Linked DNA regions of Homo sapiens: region 1 is linked to region 2. Evidence: read pairs that join two places in POLR2A ChIA-PET (ENCODE). Cell type or tissue: MCF 10A. All regions are shown on one strand. Links, peaks and the distances in the headings refer to the core of each region. The heading gives the core; the rest is flanking DNA.

Region 1 (9,982 bases), core at 398-8,397, 79 kb before region 2:
GAATTATAATAAAGAGATAATTTCCCCCAAAAGACTACTAGTAGAACCCTCTTCTTATTTCTGCCTGGAACAGCATCTTCTGCTTCTGGGAAATGTCCCTTTCTTCTTCCCATCATACTCTTCTACCCCTTCCCCTCATCACTAACCAGGTGGTTTGAATGAAAGCTGCTTTCTTGTTTCAGATATCAGTCCCTCTAATCACCAAGGTCCATTTAGCCAAGGATGGGCCCCCCTAGTCAGGAGCTGAGCCAATCATAGAACCCTATCCTCCTGGCCACAGTTGAAGAAGGGAGGAATTGGCACAACACAAACTGGACTGTCTCTGTTATTCGAGCTATAAATAAGAGGAGTAGGAACTGCCAACAGCTGGTTTCTGCCAATGCAAAAAAAGGCCAATGTGAAAGAACGAACTTAACTCAGAAAGCAGATATACGAGACTTAAAAGAAAAAATAGAAAGAAATCCCAGTGTTTTCAGGTGAACCTACTTTCCTCTAATGTAACTGGCATCCCTGATTTCAGGCAAAGCTACATTCCTGCCCTTCTTTCCCTGAGGTAGTCCGAATTTGGATTTCCGCACATGCAAACCAAAGAATCCTGACTAAATACGGACCTCAACGAAAAGCTGCAACAAAGTTGGGATTGCAATTTCGCTAAATAACTTTCATTTCACACCTTTTACATTACTATTCCACCTCTTCTCTCCTTCATGAGGAATTCACAAATATAACTGGTCTTGGTGGGGGGAAAATTTCTATTGCTTTTTAACTGTGGAACCATCTACATTTATTTATTAACTCTCCAACTCCTCAACCCGCAATTAAAATGTCAGTGTACTTCTGCCTCTACCCTTACAATCTGCTTACGTCCTAAAGGCAAGGTTTTAGAGGGCTTTTCTACTCAGTTGAAAAATGAGTATATTCTGTGAAAATCACTTAAATAACTATAACATACTTTGAAGATAAAACATGCCACATAATAAAAGCTATCTATTTGCTATTTCTACACAATACTAGTCCTTTGGTTTAGGGTTTACTGTGTCTGGAGTCTGCTATTTCCATTGTCATTAGCTCTTCTCATTTCAGATTATATAATGCCTTCCAAGCCCTAATTTAAATCCCCATTTAAGATTTTTGATTCACCTTAGGCTCAAATATAATAAAAACTATGGCAATTTACTTTTTAATTCAGTGTGTTTAAGCTTTAATAAAGTTTCAAAATTTGCTTCGTAAAAAAAAAAAACTCACCAAATAATTTGGAATTCGAAATGTCAAGATATGGAACAACTAGTTAAAGCTAGAATTAAAGCCATATTTTATAATCAAATTACTATTTTTTAAACTTTTGGTTTTTCTGCCACTTTCTAGGCAGTCTCCATAGTAACAGAAACAAGAACCAGAAGCCAGAAGTTGAAATGGACTCCTGCTGAATATGGTGGTTCCACTTCCAAGGAAACTACAATGATGTGATGGAAATACTGAAAGGCTTTTTAAATGTAGCCTTATATATAGGCCAGGTGCGGTGGCTCGTGCCTATAATCCCAACACTTTGGGAGGCTGAGGCAGATGGATCACCTGAGGTCAGGAGTTTGAGACCAGCCTGGCCCACACAGCAAAACCCAGTCTCTACTAAAAACATAAAACTGGCCGGGCGCGGTGGCTCACGCCTGTAATCCCAGCACTTTGGGAGGCCAAGGTGGGCAGATCACGAGGTCAGGAGTTCGAGACCATCCTGGCTAACATGGTGAAACCCCGTCTCTACTAAAAATACAAAAAATTAGCCAGGTGTGGTGGTGGGAACCTGTAGTCCCAGCTACTCAAGAGGCTGAGGCAGGAGAATGGTGTGAACCCGGAAGGCGGAGCTTGCAGTGAGCCAAGATAGCGCCACTGCACTCCAGCCTGGGCGACAGTGCAAGTCTCCATCTCAAAAAAAACAAAAACAACAACAACAACAAAAAAAACACACAAAATTAGCCAGGCATGGTGGCGGGCACCTGTAATACCAGCTACTCATGAGGCTGAGGCAGGAGAATCATTTGAACCCGGGAGGCAGAGGTTGCACTGAGCTGAGATCATGCCACTGCACTCCAGCCCGGGCAACAGAGCAAGACTCAAAAAAGTAACCTTATACATAAATACTACGGTTCCTTCCTTATCAATCCCTTAAAAGGAGGTCATAATCACTGCTGATCAACAGCAGCATCCAAGAATAAAAACTATCTCTTGAAGATTTCTGCTCCTGAATGCTTATTCAGGTTTGTCAGTACCAGAAAAAAAAAAAGATGACTCTATAGATTTCCAGGATATTTCTAACTAGTCAAATTATTGACAAATGTGACTTTAAACAGATTTTAATTGACCAAAAAATGTTTAATTAACTCTAACCTGCTTGATTTCTTGTTCTCCCTTTTAAAATACACACACACAGTCCACAATGATTATCTGTTAATCATTCAGCTACAGCAAGAATTTCCAGTGGGCTTAGGCATTCAAAAAAGAAAAACTAGGCTGTGGCTCACTCCTACAATTCCAGCACTTTGGGAGGCCAAGGTGAGAGAACTGCTTGATCCCAGGAGTTCAACACAAGCCTGGGCAACATAGCAAGATCCCATGTCTGTCTCTATTGAAAATACAAAAGTCAGCCAGGCGTGTTGGTGCGCACCTGTGGTTCCAGCTACTTGGGAGGCTGAGGCAGGAGGATCACATGAACCTGGGAAATCATGGCTGTGGTGAGCCACGCTCATGCCACTGCATGAACCACTGCACTCCAACCTGGGGAACAGAGCAAGACTCTGTCTTTAAAGAAAAAAAGAAAGAAAAATTGTTCCCATTATTTAATAACCTTTATGTTAAAAAGTTCTGGTGTATCATAAGAGATGTCTTAATGTGGATTGTGACAACCTGTGTTTCTTCACCTTCTCAATTTCTGATCATACAGGGTGATTATAGTGTGTGATCTCTGATAGGGAGTAGCTGAGTAGATATGAGGAGAAAATCCAAAGTTGTTGATGAAATTTACAGAAACACTCAATTACCCATGCTGTGTTTCTCAGTGCACCATCTCTGACTTCAGTCACTAAGAAAAGTTTATAGAAGGCACGGTATACAGATAACGGAATCCAGAAATTCTAACTTATCCAAGAAGCCATCACCACTTGGCACCCTTCATTATACCATATTCTATTTATAAGAAATATATCTCTTCTCTTTTATAAGAAAATTAAGTCTGAGGAATGTGAAATGTCTTTCTCAGTTACACAGTTACTATAAGAGCCTGAACCTAAACCATGTCTTACACCATACTTCAGGGTACTTGCCACTATCCTAAGCTACCTTTCAATATAAAGTACCATAACTGAATTTGAATTTGATTATTCTACTGTTTCTGAGTAGGACAAGAAAAATACAGAGCACAGGAGAAGTACAGGTGAGTATGGAAACAAAGATACAGAGAAATAAACATAAGAATTTGAGAAAGGTGCCTGTTAGGCAACAAAGCAAAGCAGAATCAGAATGGAGAGACAACAGACAAACATACAGGAAAACTGGAGCTACAAAGAGTTATATGTCATACCATGTAAAAGAGAACAGGTCTTTCTGAGAAAAACTGGTCTCTTGAACATCTTTATTACCCAAATATGTATTTGGATAACAATGGCCTTTTCTCATTTGCCCATTTAAAAAAAAAAAATCAAGAGGCATTTTTACTCATGGAACTAATAAAATTCAGTTTCGCAACCTAGAATAAAAAACGGTTCTTTCAATTCTACTCTTAGTCACTAAAAAGAATATAACTAACAGCCTCATCATTTGTTCAACAAAAGAAAAGCCATGCTGGAGGAAGAACAAGCCAATTTAAACATCTTGAAAGACAGTATGTCTATATCTGTGTTTCGTGGGAAATTTTAAGGGGCTATTAAGAGTATTTTGACTCTATTTGATTTCTGCCACATGCACAGAAGTTAATCCCCACATAAGACTCTACTTAGTCACATTTTATTATATTCTTATCTTTATTTCTCTACACCACAAATACTCTCCCAATGGGCCCTGTGCTTAGTCAAGCATGCTTGATTTCATTCAGATTTATCACAATAGAAAGAACATCCAAATCAAACTCGGTTTGAGTTTTTGTTTGTTGCTGCTTTTTTGCCTTCTTTTTTGTTGTTGTTGTTAACAACTTTAGTCACATAAAAGAAAACTCACACTTGAGATGGCCTTGGTAGTTACAGTTAGTTTTTTTTAAGTGCTGATTTATTATGTTTAATGGTGTTTTGTTCTTTTCAGGTACAGCCTACCATTTCTGCCTTATGCTAAGTGTTCTGACAACAAAAGGCAACCTTGAGAAGAACAGTAATTTATAGTTCTACACATCTACCACAACTCTGAAGCCATCAGTCTTTCCATGTATAACATGAACCAGTCAGGGAATCTGATTTCCATTTGCATTTAGTCAACCCCCTATTAATGTTTTTTCAAAACCAATTTCATGTGACCCTAGAAATTCAGAGAGTCACCAAAGAATAGTAAAAGTCATAATATTGATGCCCAGGCAATGCCTCAATTATGATTGTTTTCAATAATGTCTAGCAGTTTTTCTGCTATCAGTAACACTAACTGAAAACAAATATTATACATCATTATATCATAGAGTGTTAAATACCTACAGAGACAGTGTTCTTAGATTCAACAATTTCTTTCTGCTCCCTAACCTATTTTTCCTTGTTATGCAATTTTAAAGAGAGAATCCAAAGACTTATTTACTCCCTTCAAAATAACATTGCTGGCCAAGTATGGTGACTCACGCCTGTAATCTCAGCACTGTGAGAGGCTGAGGCAGGAAGATGGCTTGAGCCCAGGAGTTTGAGACCAGCTGGGACAACATAGTGGGACCCCATCTTTACAAAAAATTTTTTTTAATTCGCCAGGCCTGGTGGTACACACCTGTAGTCCCAGCTACTGGGGAGGCTGAGATGGGAAGATTGCTTGAGCCCAGGGGTTCAAGGCTGCAATGAGCTGTGATGGCACCACTGCACTCCAGCCTGGGCAACAGAGAGAGATACTGGCCAGGCAATAAAAATGGCCAGTCTCTTAGTGATGAGAAACTCTTGTCCAAATAATTATTTGCAGTCCAAACTCTTGTCCAAATAATAATGATAGCAGTCCCTTAAGTTTCTCTTATGTTCTAAAGTCAAATGGCTTATAAAAAATTAAGATTAAAACATCACAAAGATCTAATGACAGACACCAAACGAAAAAGAAAGAGCCAAAACTAAGGAACTAAAATTTTTCCTTATGAGAAGGAATAAAAATATCATCAGAGAAAATTTGGAAATGAAACTCCACATAAATTATGAGTTTTTAATCTGGTAAACATGGAAAGTCTCCTGACCCCCAAAAAGGATTTTCCTCATTCTTTCACTGGCCATGAGACACACATCTTAAGAGAAGTAGAAAATCTACGGAAGAATCTAGAGTCCAATAATTGTTTTCTTGATGCCATGATATTAATTCCCATATTTTTCCTTTGAAATGATCTAAAGTGATCAAGACAATTACTGATAACAAGCAGTTTATTATTCTCAACCCATGAAGTTTCAGACTCCTTTAATGCATCTCTACCATAAAAATTAAATTGACTTAGTGTATTAATACATCAGAATCAGAATAGACTCCATTTCATCTTTTTTCAAATGGCTGTTAACACAAACAGATATATCTCCATATTTAAATGATTCAAAGAATGAGGGCAGGTGCAGTGGGTCACACCTGTAATCCCAGCACTTTGGGAGGCCAAAGCAGGTGGATCATTTGAGGTCAGGAATTCAAGACCAGCCTGGCCAACATGGTTAAACCCCATCTCTATTAAAAATACAAAAATTAGCTGGGCATGGTGGTGCACACCTGTAATCCCAGTTACTCAGGTGGTTGAGGCAGGAGAATCATTTGAACCTGGGAGGCAGAAGCTGCAGTAAGCCAAGATGGTGCCCCTGCACTCCACCCTGGGTGACAGAGCGAGACTTTGTCACCAAAAAAAAAAAAGAATGAGTCAAGTAATACTCTCAGACTATATCACATTTGAAAACAATTTCAGAGTAACAGAGAAAATCCTCCCTAACAATTAACTTCCTTTATATAAACTACCAGAGTGAAAATGTTCTCTATCATTTATTCCTGCCCCTCCTATCCCCTTTAAAAGATGCCTAATAGTTTCTGAGTTATCTACTATGTTCCAGGCACATGGTCATCTCAATGTTTATAGTCATCTCAGCACTGTCATAGAACATTACATGTAGAAGACCTTCAATAAAATTTTGTTAAACAAATGAATGGATAAGTATATAAATTACTTGCCACCACTATTTTTTTTATTATACTTTAAGTTCTAGGGTACATGTGCACAATGTGCAGATCTGTTACATATGTATACATGTGCCATGTTGGTTTGCTGCACCCATTAATTCGTCATTTATGTTAGATATTCTCCTAATGCTATCCCTCCCCCATCCCCCCACCCCATGACAGGCCCCAGTGTGTGATGTTCCCCACCCTGTGTCCAAGTGTTCTCATTGTTCAATTCTCACCTATGAGTGAGAATATGTGGTGTTTGGTTTTGTGTCCTTGCGATAGTTTGCTCAGAATTATGTTTCCAGCTTCATCCATGTCCCTACAAAGGACATGAACTCATCCTTTTTTATGGCTGCATAGTATTCCATGTTGTATATGACTTGCCACCACTATTATAAGGTCTGATAACAATACCTTCATGCCTACTGATGTCTCAATTACCTCTTTCTATAACTTAGTGCCTTTCTCTAACTTAAACAATAGTTACATAAAATGCATGTCAGGGAAAGTATCTTTAATTATGGTCTTCATCATCCGTGTAGCTGAAATGCAAACAAAAGGAATACAGGTGAACATATTCCAAAAGATGCATGATTGGACTAAAAGGAGAATCTATATTTTGATTTAATTTTATGAAAAATTGTAATAACATGAGGAAAATACAGCACAGATATTCTAAGTAATTATAAACCACTGTGTAAACAGAATGATGTCTACAAAGCTATCTTTTTATTGTTTGACAGTTATAATTTTGAATGATGTGTTCCGTAATATTTTGTAAAGGTAAAATATCTCTGTATAATGACCTGGCTATTTTTCAGATGAAACCCATTTTGAGAACACTAACGGCAACACAGTATGCTTCTGAGAAAAGGCAGATTTACAGTTTTAATACTTCATAAGAGAGAACAAATAAGCTGAACTGTGTAATTTACACATGACAAAGTTTAATTATAAAGATATAATAAGCTATAAGTAATATAAAACTGCATAACTCAAGTAATTACAAAATAATGATTAACTCTTTCTCAAGGTGCCTAATAACCTGTCAGAACTAAAATAATAGATTTTCATTTAGGGTTTTTTGGGTTTCATTTGGTTTACTTTAAAATAATCGTAGATATCCACATTTCTTCTGATCAGAATCAAAGATTTTTGAGTAATCACAGGGAATAAATCAGCCCTCTCAAATGTTTTTAAACTGTATTGCTACAGATATAAAAATGTGGTGATACTGATGAGAGATCGACTAATAAAAAACACTTCGAGAATCCTCATCTATCTCTCTGCTTTTGCTATAGAGCAGCTGTGCCTCACAGATTCACATGAATGAAAATATTTAGACGAGAAACCACCCACTTAGTTTATTTTCCATATGACTTTCCTGTAATTATTTTGTAAACTGTTCATACAACAATACATAAAAACATCTGCAAAAACAGGTAATTAATGTGTCAAGCCAAACTAATGCATTTTTTATGGTGTCCATGCTTCGTCAACTGTAATTATAACTCTTTTTTAAGCAAATGATGATGTGTTTGTTGCAACGTGCAAGTGGTTATTTTAGATGCTCTGTTTACTGTTCATACAATCTGAATATAAAACTCCACAGCTACTTTACCCCACATCAATGCTTTACCTAGCTTTCTACTGAAGCAGGAAAGTGGCTCTCTTTTCCAAGCTATAATTTCCAGTAAACATTTTTGTCATTAAAACATGAAACTCTCAACATAAAATTTGACACCAAAATAGCCAACAATTCAAGAAGCATATGCCAGGAAACTACTCGTCCAGACTTTCTTCCTTCAGTGGTAACCCTGGGGAAAATTCAGCACTTTATGCCAATAGGCTATAGTATACTAAGCCTCCTGAGTATCAACAGAAGTTTAAGGGTTGTTTTTTTAATGATACAAAATCCATTCCATCTAGATCCACCAAACATATATCTTGAAATGACAAATGAAGAAGCAAAACATACTGTTTTGCATATGAACTTTGTCCTTCTTGAGTTCTCACTACATGAGAGATCATCATAACCATTATTATTACTACTACTATTATATAATAAGTAATAGTGTATACCAATAATCATTCCCAGATAGACATTCCTGAAGGTTCTGGGTAAGTAATCTCTAAAGTTCTATGTTTCCAGAACAAATTAAATCTAAGATTAAGGAAGAACTACAAGCCTACACTAGTTTTCTAGGGTTCCTTCTCTTCCTTAAAAAAGGAGGGCAATTTTTTACATATCTGTGACTACTAATTTTAGCACAGAAAAAACTTGGTAATAAACAACTCTCAGGAAACATGCCTTTCTGTCTGAATGTTTTCAAAAAAAGTTTAAAAAAAAATACTGGAGAAGTAGCTCTATGTGTCCAAGCTTATTTAACTCTTTATTTCGATACAAATCATTCTAAACTGGGCTACTCCATTTGTAAGTACAATAAACTAAAATTAATTAAACTTTGCTTTCCCTGAATATTAGCTACTGTGATATGTTATGGGTATCTGTCTATCCCCACCTTGTTCCCACAAAGATCGGGAAAGTATTATAACAACTTAAATGAGAGTTTCCCAGCTGCCAAGCCTGAGTTTTAGGTCAAATGGTTATTTTGAGGAAGCTGTAGGTGGGTCTGATCAAAACTGAACAGAGCCCTAGTTTCAAGGGTGCTGGAATAGCAAGCACATTGCCAAGACAAGGCAAGAGAACAAGATAGATCTTACCTGTTAAGGCTAGTAACCAAACACAGGGTGAGAGTAGCAAGAAGTCACAGTACTGATTTACCTGGCTTACACAGCTACAAATGTATTTAACTAGTGCCATTTCAAATGGCTGAATTCTATACATTGTCAAACATTAAGTGTACATAAACATGTTAATCAAAAGCAGAGATTATTTCTAAGACTGGATTAAAAAAAAACTATACAGGATCTAACTATATCCTGTCTATAGAAGATATACATTGATTCAAAGAAGCAACCAGGTTGTAAATAAAAAAATGGAAACATACCGTGCAAAAAGTAATCATAAGAGAGAACAGCTATACCAATATCTGACAAAATCTATTCTAAGAAAGAAAAGTTACCACAGACAATAATAGACATTTTATAACATTAAAAGGTTATATTAATCAGGAAACTATAACTATAAACATGCCTGCATCTACTAACAGATCTCCAAAACAGATGAAGCAAAAAATGACAGAAATAAGGAAACAGACAATTCAACAATATTCATCAGATATGTCTCAATAATCGCTAGAACAAAGAGACAGAAAATCAGTAATAATATAGAAAACTTGAGCAGTATTATCAACCAACCTGAATTCTGAATCTACAGAATACTCCATACAAAAACAGCAGAATATATGCTTCTTATAAGCACACACAGAACATTCTCCAGGACAGACCACGTACTTGGCCACAAAACAAGTCTCAATAAATGTAAAATAATTTAAATCATGCAAACTATATTCACCAACCATAACAATTAACTAGAAATCAACAATTAAAGGCCGGGCATGGTGGCTCACGTCTGTAATCCCAGCACTTTGGCAGGCCGAGGCGGGCAGATCACAAGGTCAGGAGATCGAGACCATCCTGGCTAACACGGTGAAACCCCGTCTCTACTAAAAAC
Region 2 (10,824 bases), core at 1,487-9,486:
CTTGAACCTGGGAGGCGGAGGTTGCAGTGAGCCAAGATTGCACCACTGCACTCCAGCCTGGGTGACAAGGGCAAAACTCCATCTTAAAAAAAAAAAAACAAACAGCAAAATGGTGGTCAAAAGAGGTAGTAGTTGCAATGGGAAAGGGCACACACATACATCTTTAAATGGGAAAGGTATCAAGAAAAAAAGTAAGGAACCATTGATATTGAATAGTAACTGTAAAGAGAAAACAACAGAAATGTGAAGCACCATGGAATATAAGGTCAAAGGCCAAAAGCAGGCAGTCACATGCTAACAGCCTACAACGGTAAGAGTTCATGAACTCCCAAATGCTTGGTAGGGGAACAGAATGGATTGAAGACCCATCATCAGAACTAATGGTTCTATTGCTATTGACCTGTTGCCCACATCCCTCAATTGCTTTCACATAAGAAAATAAAAATGTTTTTCTTTTTATTATGTGCCCAAGTTACCTCTATTACATATATCTCAAGATATTAAAAAATCATAAATTGTTACTATTAAATATTTGTTAAAATTAAAGAATAGTAGCAATAAGCTTTTGATGATCACTTCATTCTGGCACAAATGCCACTGATGTTGCTATACTATGTGAGATTCTCTGTATCTTGTCCCCAAATCTCAAGTAGGCGTGAAATGTAAAACGTACTGAGGAAGCAAGTGTCAAGTTCAGTGAATACTGTAATCCTATAATCAGCCTGGAGAAACCCCTGTTCCATGTAGACTACCAGCCAATGGAAACAGGTCATTCAGAATTACTTCAGATCATTCAGAACTCTTCCTAAATCAGAGTATCAATATAGGGTTCAATCAAGAGACAGAAGCCACACAGTAATTTGAACAGGGAAAAGTTTAATATAAAAAAAATTAGCCATGAGGCCAGGCGCAGTGGCTCATGCCTGTAATACCAGCACAGCACTTTGGGAGGCTGAGGCGGACAGATCACTTTGTGCTCAGGAGTTCGAGACCAGCCTGAGCAACATGGCGAAACCCCATCTCTATTAAAAATACAAAAATTAGTTGGGCATGGTAGCCTGTAATCCCAGCTATTCAAGAGGCTGAAGCCGGAGAATCGCTTGAACCCGGAGGTAGAGGCTGCAGTGAGCCATGATCACACCACTGCACTCCAGCCTGGGCAACAGAGCAAGACTCCATCTCAAAAAAAAAAAATTATTAGCCATGAGAGTGGAGTAACAATAAAGGTAAAAAGAGAACTCTGAAGAATATCCTAGGGTGAGGGAGAATACCCAAAGAAGGAACAACTTAGAAAGGGGAACTCTTCTCCAAGGCTGGGATTCGGATCTCTGTAGAGAAGGTGTGGTTGGGTTGCAGCCATTGGATGGAAAAAAAGTTTGCTAGGTTCCCTGGGCCATCGTTGAACCACAGTTGCCAGAAGAACAGGAAAGACTCCTCCAGAATTCAAGCATGCCAAGGCTGACAGGTGAGCACACAGTCATGGTATGAGGAACCAACTCACCAGCAAGGTAATGCAAGTCCTGGGGTACCTACCATCTGCAGTGGGAAGACCATAGGAAACAACTTTCTGGGGTTAAAGCAGACCAAGGCTAGCAGACAGGCCTGTAGAAGGAGAGGGGGTTATTAGGAGCGTACTCTCCAGGAGGGCAACCAGGTCTAGAGTCCAAAATGTGTTGGCAGGGAGGGGGAACAAGGGACACAGGAAACAACTCTGCAGGGTGCTAGCAGGCCAAAGCTGAGGGGCAGATACACAGACAAATTCCGGGTACACAGAAGGAGCCAGAGAGTTAGAAACTCAGTCTCCAATAGGACTGCGGCACCTTGGTGTCCTTAGCTAGGTGATCACCAAACTGGCTGAGCCTGCAAGCTTATCAAGAGATTGTGTGGCCAAGGCAGAATGGCTCTGGCAACAATGCAAAAAGAGCAAGAAAAAACAAAATCCATAGGATACTGGAAGAAGGAAGACAAGCCCCCTATACTCCTGAAATGGAGTGCCCTCCGTTGCTAAGCTTAACAGTGTATTCACCATAAAGAAAAAATACTGAAAGAATCCTACCCATTAACCAAGGAGGAAATGAAGAAAGAGATTTGAAGCTAAGAAGCAATAAAGGGATAACTGGCACAGCCTCTTAGAACCAATAATTATCACTGTAAGAGCCCCAGGAACTCCAGGCTGATCTTGAAAGGCAATAATTTCCCCAATGTTGATAAGAAATATAGCTGGTATTAGCTATCAGAACATACTCTGTAAAGCCGCTGCATAAAAATCAATGTGATATAGACATAGGTATTTATATAAGAATAGACAAATAAATGCCACAAAAGAGAAAATCCTTAATTAGTGAAAACTCACATGAAGTCTATACATAACAAAGATAATAATTCAACTTCATTGAGAAAAAGGTGGGTTATCTAACAAGTGATCTTATAAGTCCATTTCATCTGTAAAAAAAAAGGTAAAGTGAAACATCATCTGACATCCTGTTCAAATATAAATTCCTCAAGAATTATTTTTTAAACTTTTTTTTTAACTAGTACTATAATAATCATCTTGTAAAACAGGTAGGCATTAGGAGACATTTCTAGTCAAGACCAGAAACCCAAAACCAGGAGGTGGGAGGAGAGTACAAAGAGAACTAAATATATAATTGAACATATAAAATTTTGTTTCACTAAAGGTATTATAAACAATTCTAAAATATATGTATATCTATATAATACACGTGCACATATACATATATATATGCAGGTTTGCAAATGATTAGAGGTATGTATAAATGTGTGCATTATACCTATGCATATAGATAAATGTATTACATTTCCTATCTCTGGCTGTTGAAAAAAGCTTAGATGTAAGTTGCAAGAAGCATACCTACTGTCCAGATAGTGATCTCTGTAGCAGCCAGGGTCTGGACAGAAAATGAAATCCATACAGCAATTTAAATAGGGAGTCTTATAAAGAATTATTAACTATTTACCCAGAATTAACTACTAAGAAGAAATAAAAGACAACTCTTAGGAATGCCTAGATTGAGGAGGAAAACCAAAGGAAATACCTGAAAGAGGTGCCTCCTTGCCAAGGCTGGAATTCAGATCTCATTGGAGGCAATGTGGCTGTAACCCACTGGTTGTCCCTGACATAGCTGTTCTAATATGATAGTAGGAGGGTCAAACTTCATGGGCAAGGAACTACAGGCTGAGACTGGCAAGCAGGAAGCTCTGTTGTGGTGCCAGCAGATCCAGGCTGAAAGGCAAGGAGCCGCAGGCAGTAACTGACAACAAAATTTCCTAGGGGATGAGTACCACTAGGCATCCCACACATGCCACTGGCAGCACAGAGCAAATAGGAACGGAAGCACACCAAAACCCTACTTCCTACAGTGTCCTTCCAACACCTTCTACTGACTAAGCTCATCCATACCAGCTGGAAAAGGAGATCTGACAAAGCAATGAAGGATGGATGTGGAGCTAAAATACAATAAACTGAGAAGCAGCATAGTCTTTAACACCATTATCCACAAAAAGCAACTAGGGTTCCTTGAAGAAATGGTAGATTTCAGGGCAGGAGCAGAATAAATTCAAGATGAGCACTGAACATCTTGTTATGCCTAAAAATAACAAGTGCTGAAATTAAAAAAAAAAGAAAATAGGATGAGAGGAAGTTACAAGGACACAGAATCCAGCTTAAAAGGGCTCCTACTGATCAAAGCTGGGACAATTTGTGAATCAAAATAATTAAATGTATTAATGCATTCTAAACTACTAGAAAAAAAAGATATGTGAGTCCAGATCAATTAGGGATAGATGGACAGATTCATGGATACAATATATAGATATACAGACACAGATACACAGCTCTATAGATACACAGAGAAACGTAGATGCATAAACAAAGAGACACAGATAAAGGGAGAAGGAAGGGTAACAGCAAAGGTGGAGAGGTACAGGAATTGGAAAATCATTATTTTGTAACTATTATATAAACATTGAGTCAGGCAAGAATCATCAATGGATGCTAAATCCAGGGGATAATTTTGTTTTCATGATCTTACAAATATCTACCCAAAGGTTACTTATTAGCTTCAAGAAAGAAAAAAAAATGAATATACATTGTGTAGTAGTCTGAAAACTGGTTCCCTAAAGCTAATCCCTGGAACCTGTAAATGTTACCTTATTTAGAGAGTCTTTGCAGATATGATGAAGGATCTTGAGATGGGGATATTATCCTGGATTATCTGGATGGGCACTAAATGCTTCACAAGTGTCCTTATAAGAGAGTCGAGGGCAATTTCACAAAGAGGGAAATATGAAGATGGAACAGAGGGAGGTTTGAAGTTGAGGACCCTGAAGACTAAAGTAATGCTGCCACAAGCCAAGGAACATAGGCAGCTACGAAAAGCTGAAAGAGGCAAGGAACAGTGTCTCTCCTCTGAAAAGAGAGCATCCCTGCCAACACCTTGATTTCAGCCCAGTGATACCAATTTCAGACTTTGGCCTTCATAACTGTGAGAAAATAAATTTCCATTGTTTTACGCCACCAAGTGTATGGTAATCTGTTATGGCAGCCCCAGGAAACTAACACAGTGGAAAAGCTTGACAATACCTTGACCAGGTGACACAAATTCATATCACTAATAAGGGGCAGACAGACATCATGTGCCTTCAGATGAGATACTCTGAGGACACCTATGCAGTATCCAGCCAGGAAGAATTCATAACCTAGAACTAAACATGAGAAAACATCAGAGAACCTAAAATGAGAATCGTTCTCTTTAAAAAGGGGGAAAGGGATATGGATAGAGAGGCAGAAGGTATTCTTCAAAAATGCCAATATAATGAAAACAAAAAACGGCTATATTAACATTCCAGTGACTAAATAAAATACCAATCCTAGAATGGATCCTATCCCAGAGAGAAGAAAAATGATATTAAAAGGTCAACTAACAAAAGTGGAATACAGATGGTAGATTATATCAAAGTATTGTATCAATATTAAATTTACTCAAATTGATAACTGAACTCCATTGATGTAATACAATATCCCTATTCTTAGTGAAGAACTGAAGTGCTTAGGAGTAAAGGGACATGAAATTTGGAATATAATTTGGAATAGCTCATTAAAAAATTATGGCCAGGTGTGGTGGCTCACACCTGTAATCCCAGCACTTAGGGAGGCTAAAGTGGGAGGATCACTTCAGTCTGGGAAGTCGAGGCTTCAGTGAGCCATGACTGTGACACTGCACTCCAGCCTGGACAACAAAGTGAGACCCTGTCTCAAAAAAGTTAGAAAAGAAAGAAAGAAAAGTTAAGAAATTAAAACTTAAAATAATGTAAAATTACGTGCATATATTTTATATGTGTGTGCTGGGGGAGAAAGGGGAAGAGGGAGAGAGAGAGGAGACAGAGGAAGAGAGGGAAAGGGAGAGAGGGAAGGAGAAAGAGTGAGAGAGACACCAGCAAATGATAAAGTAAATGGGATAAAAGCTTAACAATAAGTGAATCTGGTTGGAAAGTATAGAGGTGTTCTTGTACTATTCTTCTTCTTGCAACTTTCTGTAAGTTTGAAACATCCCTCATCTCCACAGGCTGCCTGAGTGTTCTCACCATAAAGCAACCAGTTTCCCCAAAACATGTAACGACACATGGAGGGGAGGTGGGAGCATGAGCACACAAGATGGAAGCTACAGTCTTTTTTATAACCTAATCCTGGAAGTGATATACCATCCCTTCTGCATATGCTAACAGTCATACAGACTAATCCTGGTTCAGTGTGGGAAGGGACTTCACAAGAACATAAACACCAGGAGACAGGGACCACTGGGGGCCATCTTGGAAGCTGGCCAACACAGACCTCTCTTTGGCCTCAAAGATTCACACCCCTCCCACATACAAGATCTCCTCACCCTCCTCCCAAGGTCCCCAAAAGTCTCATCCCATTATGGCAGCAATTCAAAGTCTAGAATCTCATCTAAGTCACATCCACGTGTGACTGAGGTTCTTCAGGTGTCGTTCCCTAAGTGTAGCTCCTTAAGTACAATCTTCCTAACCTGTGAAACTATAGACAAGTTACCTCCCCTCTACCCACTCAATACACAATAGTGGGATAGGCATGGAATAACTGCTATAGACATTCCTGTACAAAAAGGGGAGTAAATGCGAGCCCCAAAGAAGTCAATGGGTCCATAGTAATTCTGAAATCCAGCAGGGCAAATGTTGGAAGTTTCTGATTAAGGCTCACAGGCTGGGAATAAATTCTCCAAGGCTATGGCTCTGCCCTCTGAGCTACTGGTTCCACCCTCTGAGTCATACCTCCTTTTCGGTGAAAAACAGCAAGGTGTGTGGCTTCGTGGTTGTTTTTAGCCTTCCTTCCAGTAAAATTTGGGGGAGACAAAAGTCTCTTTTCACTTTGTACTGCTTTTCTGCTTGTCAGTCCAAGCTAACAATGTTTCTGCATATATAATTACTTATAACTTTTTTGTGGGGGGGTCACCTGTGACTCTTATTGGGGTTTACTCAATTAAACAAAAGTGATAGCCACAAATCTCAAGTTAAACCCTTCTGTAGCTTTGGCTTCTGCTGAGTTGGCAGAGGCTTACACTTCCACGAAGCCCTACTATTTGAGAGGATGTGTAAGGCACAACCTTAATCTTTATTGAGAGCATTTGGTCTGACTGAATCTTTCTAAGGTCTTAAAAAACATTTTATTTCACACTGGGCTTCATCTTTAGGCCATATTTGCTCAGAAGTCATTTCTTAATTTTAGTACTCTCTGCTATCCAGAAAGATAGCATTTTCAAAACAAGTCCTAGGACCTTTTTGTTTAACAATCCTTCCTTTAGTTTCTCTCTCTCCTTTCACATTTTACTATGAGCAGCAAGAAGCACCATACTGTAAACACTCTGGGTGGAAATCTCTTCAGCTAGCTTACCCAGTTCATTTGCAAAGTACATTTTCAACTTTCCACATAACTGTAGGCAACAGTGTTGCTAAACTTTCTGCAACTACATAAGAGGGATCTTCCCTCCAGTTTCCAGTAACACTTACCTAACTTCTTTGGGAAACCTCACTTGCAGTCTTACCGAATACCATGAGGCTCCAACTAATCACTACTTTTTTTTATTATTTATTTTTTTGGGATGGAGTCTCGCTCTGTCGCCCAGGCTAGAGTGCAGTGACACGATCTCAGCTCACTGCAAACTCTGCCTCCCAGGTTCATGCCATTCTCCTGCCTCAGCCGCCTGAGTAGTTGGGACTACAGGCACCTGCCACCACGCCTGGCTAATTTTTTTTTTCTTTTTTGTATTTTTAGTAGAGACGGGGTTTCAATGTGTTAGCCAGGATGGTTTCGATTTCCTGACCTCGTGATCTGCCCGACTACGCCTCCCAAAGTGCTGGGATTACAGGCATGAGCCACCGTGCCGGGCCCAATTAATCACTTCTTCAAGGCACTTCAGGCACTCACCAACACTCCTCAAAGCCCATAGCTCATTTCAAAACCACTCCACATTTTCAGTTTTGTTACAAAGTCTATTAAGTAGTTATTGCTGGGTAACAAATTATCCCAAAACATGGTAGCTTACAAGAAACATTTACTATCTCACTCAGTCTCTGAGGGTCAGGAATTCAAAAGTGGCTTGGCTGGGTGGCTCTAGCTCAGGCCCCTCATGAAATTGCTGTTAACTGTCATTCAACGCTGTAGTCATCTCAAAGTTCAACTGGGACTGGAGAATCTGCTCCTAAGTTCATTCACATGGCTGTGGCAGGCTTCATGCTTACTAGTTTTTGGCTGGATGCCCCTGTTCCTCACCATGTGGGCCTCTTCATAGGCTACCAGAATGTTCTTAACCATAGGAAAAGCTGGTATCCCTCAGGGCAAGTTATGAGAAAGAGAAAGGAAAAAAAAAAAAAAAACCTTAAGAGAGATGCCACAGTCTTTTATAAATAAATCTCAGGAATGAGATATACCATCACTTTTGTTATTGGTCACACAGACCAACCCTAGTACAATCTGGGAAGGTGCTATGGTTTGGATATGGTGTGTCTGACCCCATCAAGTCTCATGTTGAAATTTGATCCCCAACGTTCAAGGTGAGGCCTGGTGTGAGGTGTTTGGATCACGGGAATGGATGTCTCATGAGTGGCTTGCTGGTTCTCACTCTTAGTTCCCGTGAACTAAACCTGTTGGAAAAAGCCTGGCACCTCCTCCTCTCTCTCGTTTCCTTCTCTCGTCATGTGGTGGCCTCTCATTCCCCTTCTGCCATGAGTGGAAGCAATCTGAGGTCCTTCCTAGATGCAGATGGAGGCCCCATGCATCTTTTATCTCCTGTAAAACCATGAGCCAAATAAACCTCTTTTCTTTATAAGTTACCCAGCCCCGGGTATTCCTTTGTAGCAACACTACACAGACTAAGACAGAAGGGAAGACACAAAGGTGTGAATACCAGGAGAAAAGAATCATAGGAGGCTATCTTGGAGGCTGGCTATCACAAAAGGCATGGTCCAAATATTTAGCAAACTAAAATGTGGCATGATTTCAATTCCCTGATGTAGTATAAGGAAAACAGAGACTTCACTTACACATTTTTCTTATGTTGGCACAGTAATTGTAACAATTGAACCTTGCAGAACAAAATGTAATTGTGGTATACCACCTGGTGTTATAATGAACAATATTTGCTCTGTCATAATAACGTTAATAAGGCAGGGTGCGGTGGCTCACGCTTATAATCCCAGCACTTAGGAAGGCTGAGGCAGGAGGATTGCCTGAGCACAGGTGTTAAAGACCAGCCTGGGCAAAATGGTGAAAACATGTTGCTACAAAAATTACAAAAATTAGACTGGCATGGTGGCATGTGCCTATAGTCCCAGCTACTCGGGGGGCTGAGGTGGGAGGATCGCTTGAGCCCAGGAGATGGAGGCTGTGGGACTGCACCACTGCACTCCACCCAGGGTGACAGAGTGAGACTCTGTCTCAAAAAATAATAATTTTATAAATGATGTTTATTACATTCTAGCTTTGAGAATTATTCTATACATTACGAGCTTAATTATGACTATTAAAGAGAATATAAATATTACCACCTTTGACAAATGTTAAACTATAAGCACAGATTTCAAATGTTAAGTGGTGAAGAGAGCTGAAGAGGTAGGAGGAAGATCAAAAATGCTATTAGAATCATCTTAGACAAATGATATTGTCCACACTTACAGAACGAGAAATAAAGTCAACAGAAGAACTAAAAATATTATGTAATAATACAGAGAAACAGGGTAAACAAGCTAAATCCTTACCCACCAGAGTAGTGAGTCAATAGATACGTAAAAGTTGTTAAATCAAGAAAAAATGGGCCAGGCGCAGTGGCTCACGCCTGTAATCCCAGCACTTTGGGAGGCCAAGGAGGCCAGATCACCTGAGGTCAGGAGTTCAAGACCAGCCTGTCCAACATGGCGAAACTCTGTCTCTACTAAAAATACAAAAAATTAGCTAGGCGTGGTGGCAGGTGTCTGTAATTCCAGCTACTCTGGAGGCTGAGGCAGGAGAATCACTTGAACCCAGGAGGCAGAGGTTGCAGTGAGCCGAGATCACGCCACTGCACTCCAGTCTGGGTGACAAGAGTGAAATTTCATCTCAAAAAAAAAAAAAAAGAAAAAAAGAAAAAATGGTATAAGCTTATTACAGATACAGATATAAGTACTTGAAAAAAAAGGATTAAAATTCAGTTATGTCTAGAAGCAAAAGTAGGTGGAGGGAAGGAGCAGGAAACTTGTTTTTATCGTGCATTCTTCAATACTACCTTTGTGTTTTGTTTTTATTTTACTTAGCCACATGCCTCTTTAAAAGTTATCTGCCAGGCGCGGTGGATCACAACTGTAATCCCAGGACTTTGGGAGGCTGAGGTAGGCAGATCACTTAAGCCCAGGAGTTCAAGACCAGCCTGGGAAATGTGGTGAAACCCCATTTCTACAAAAAATAGAAAAATTAGCCAGGCATGGTGGTGTGCACCTATGGTCCCAGCTACCTGGGAAGCCAAGGAAGGAGAATCACCTGAGCCCAGGAAGTCAAGGCTACAGTGAGCAAGATCACACCACTGTACTCCAGCCTAGGTGACAGAGTGATACTCTGTCTCAAAAAATAATAATAATAATTTAAAAGTTATTCCAATGTATAAAGGAAAATGATGTTACAATTATTTAAAACAATGAGACAATATGCATCAAAAGTCTCAAAAATATGCAGACCCCTTGACTGAGTAATTCTTCTCCCAGGAATTCACCCTACTGTACACCTGCACAGTAATGTATGAACAAGAATAGTAACTGCAGTGTTATTTGTAACAGCAAAAGGCCAAAAGTAATATACCAGTAAAAGATTGGTTAATAAATCAGTTCAAAAACTGGAATACTATGTACATATTAAAATTAGTAATGTAGATCTTTTTATTGACATGAAAAGACAATCATAATATACTGTCATATAAAAAATAAAGAAAAAATATATATACTGTTATATAAAACCAGGTTACAAAATCATACATAGCAAGATTCCATTTTTGAGGTTTCTATACATAGATGGGTAAAAAGGCATATACATATTAATAAGCACAAAAATACACCATACACACACACTGATACAGAGTCTAGAATAATATGCCAAAATATTATACTATCTAGGAGATGGTATTATTGCTGAATTTCTCTTTACGTTTTAAGTATTTTTCTGTACCACCTGAGTTATTTGCATATACTACTTTCATAACCTGAAAAAAAATTGTCTAGTTTGAAAAATAAATGTGCATATACCTTGACTCTGCAATTACATATGCA

Evidence for each region. ChIA-PET counts read pairs that join two places held together with the same protein. Peaks named below come from ENCODE experiments on the same cell type or tissue, not always from the same donor. Only the 100,000 strongest peaks of a DNase experiment are listed, where the experiment ranks them.
Region 1: POLR2A ChIA-PET joins it to region 2 with 5 read pairs; 2 of 35 experiments call an interaction of 5 or more read pairs at or near these places.

The regions. Positions count from the first base shown.
Region 1 is chr1:213,157,383-213,167,364 of GRCh38, reverse strand. All of the region lies in intron 6 of RPS6KC1 (ribosomal protein S6 kinase C1), which reads right to left. Among named protein-coding and RNA genes, the nearest start is that of RPS6KC1, 110 kb to the right of the region's middle. In MCF 10A, for the core only: no CTCF peak of the experiment used is centred there; a DNase peak (open chromatin) is centred at 4,794.
Region 2 is chr1:213,078,740-213,089,563 of GRCh38, reverse strand. All of the region lies in intron 3 of RPS6KC1 (ribosomal protein S6 kinase C1), which reads right to left. Among named protein-coding and RNA genes, the nearest start is that of RPS6KC1, 33 kb to the right of the region's middle. In MCF 10A, for the core only: no CTCF peak of the experiment used is centred there; a DNase peak (open chromatin) is centred at 6,293.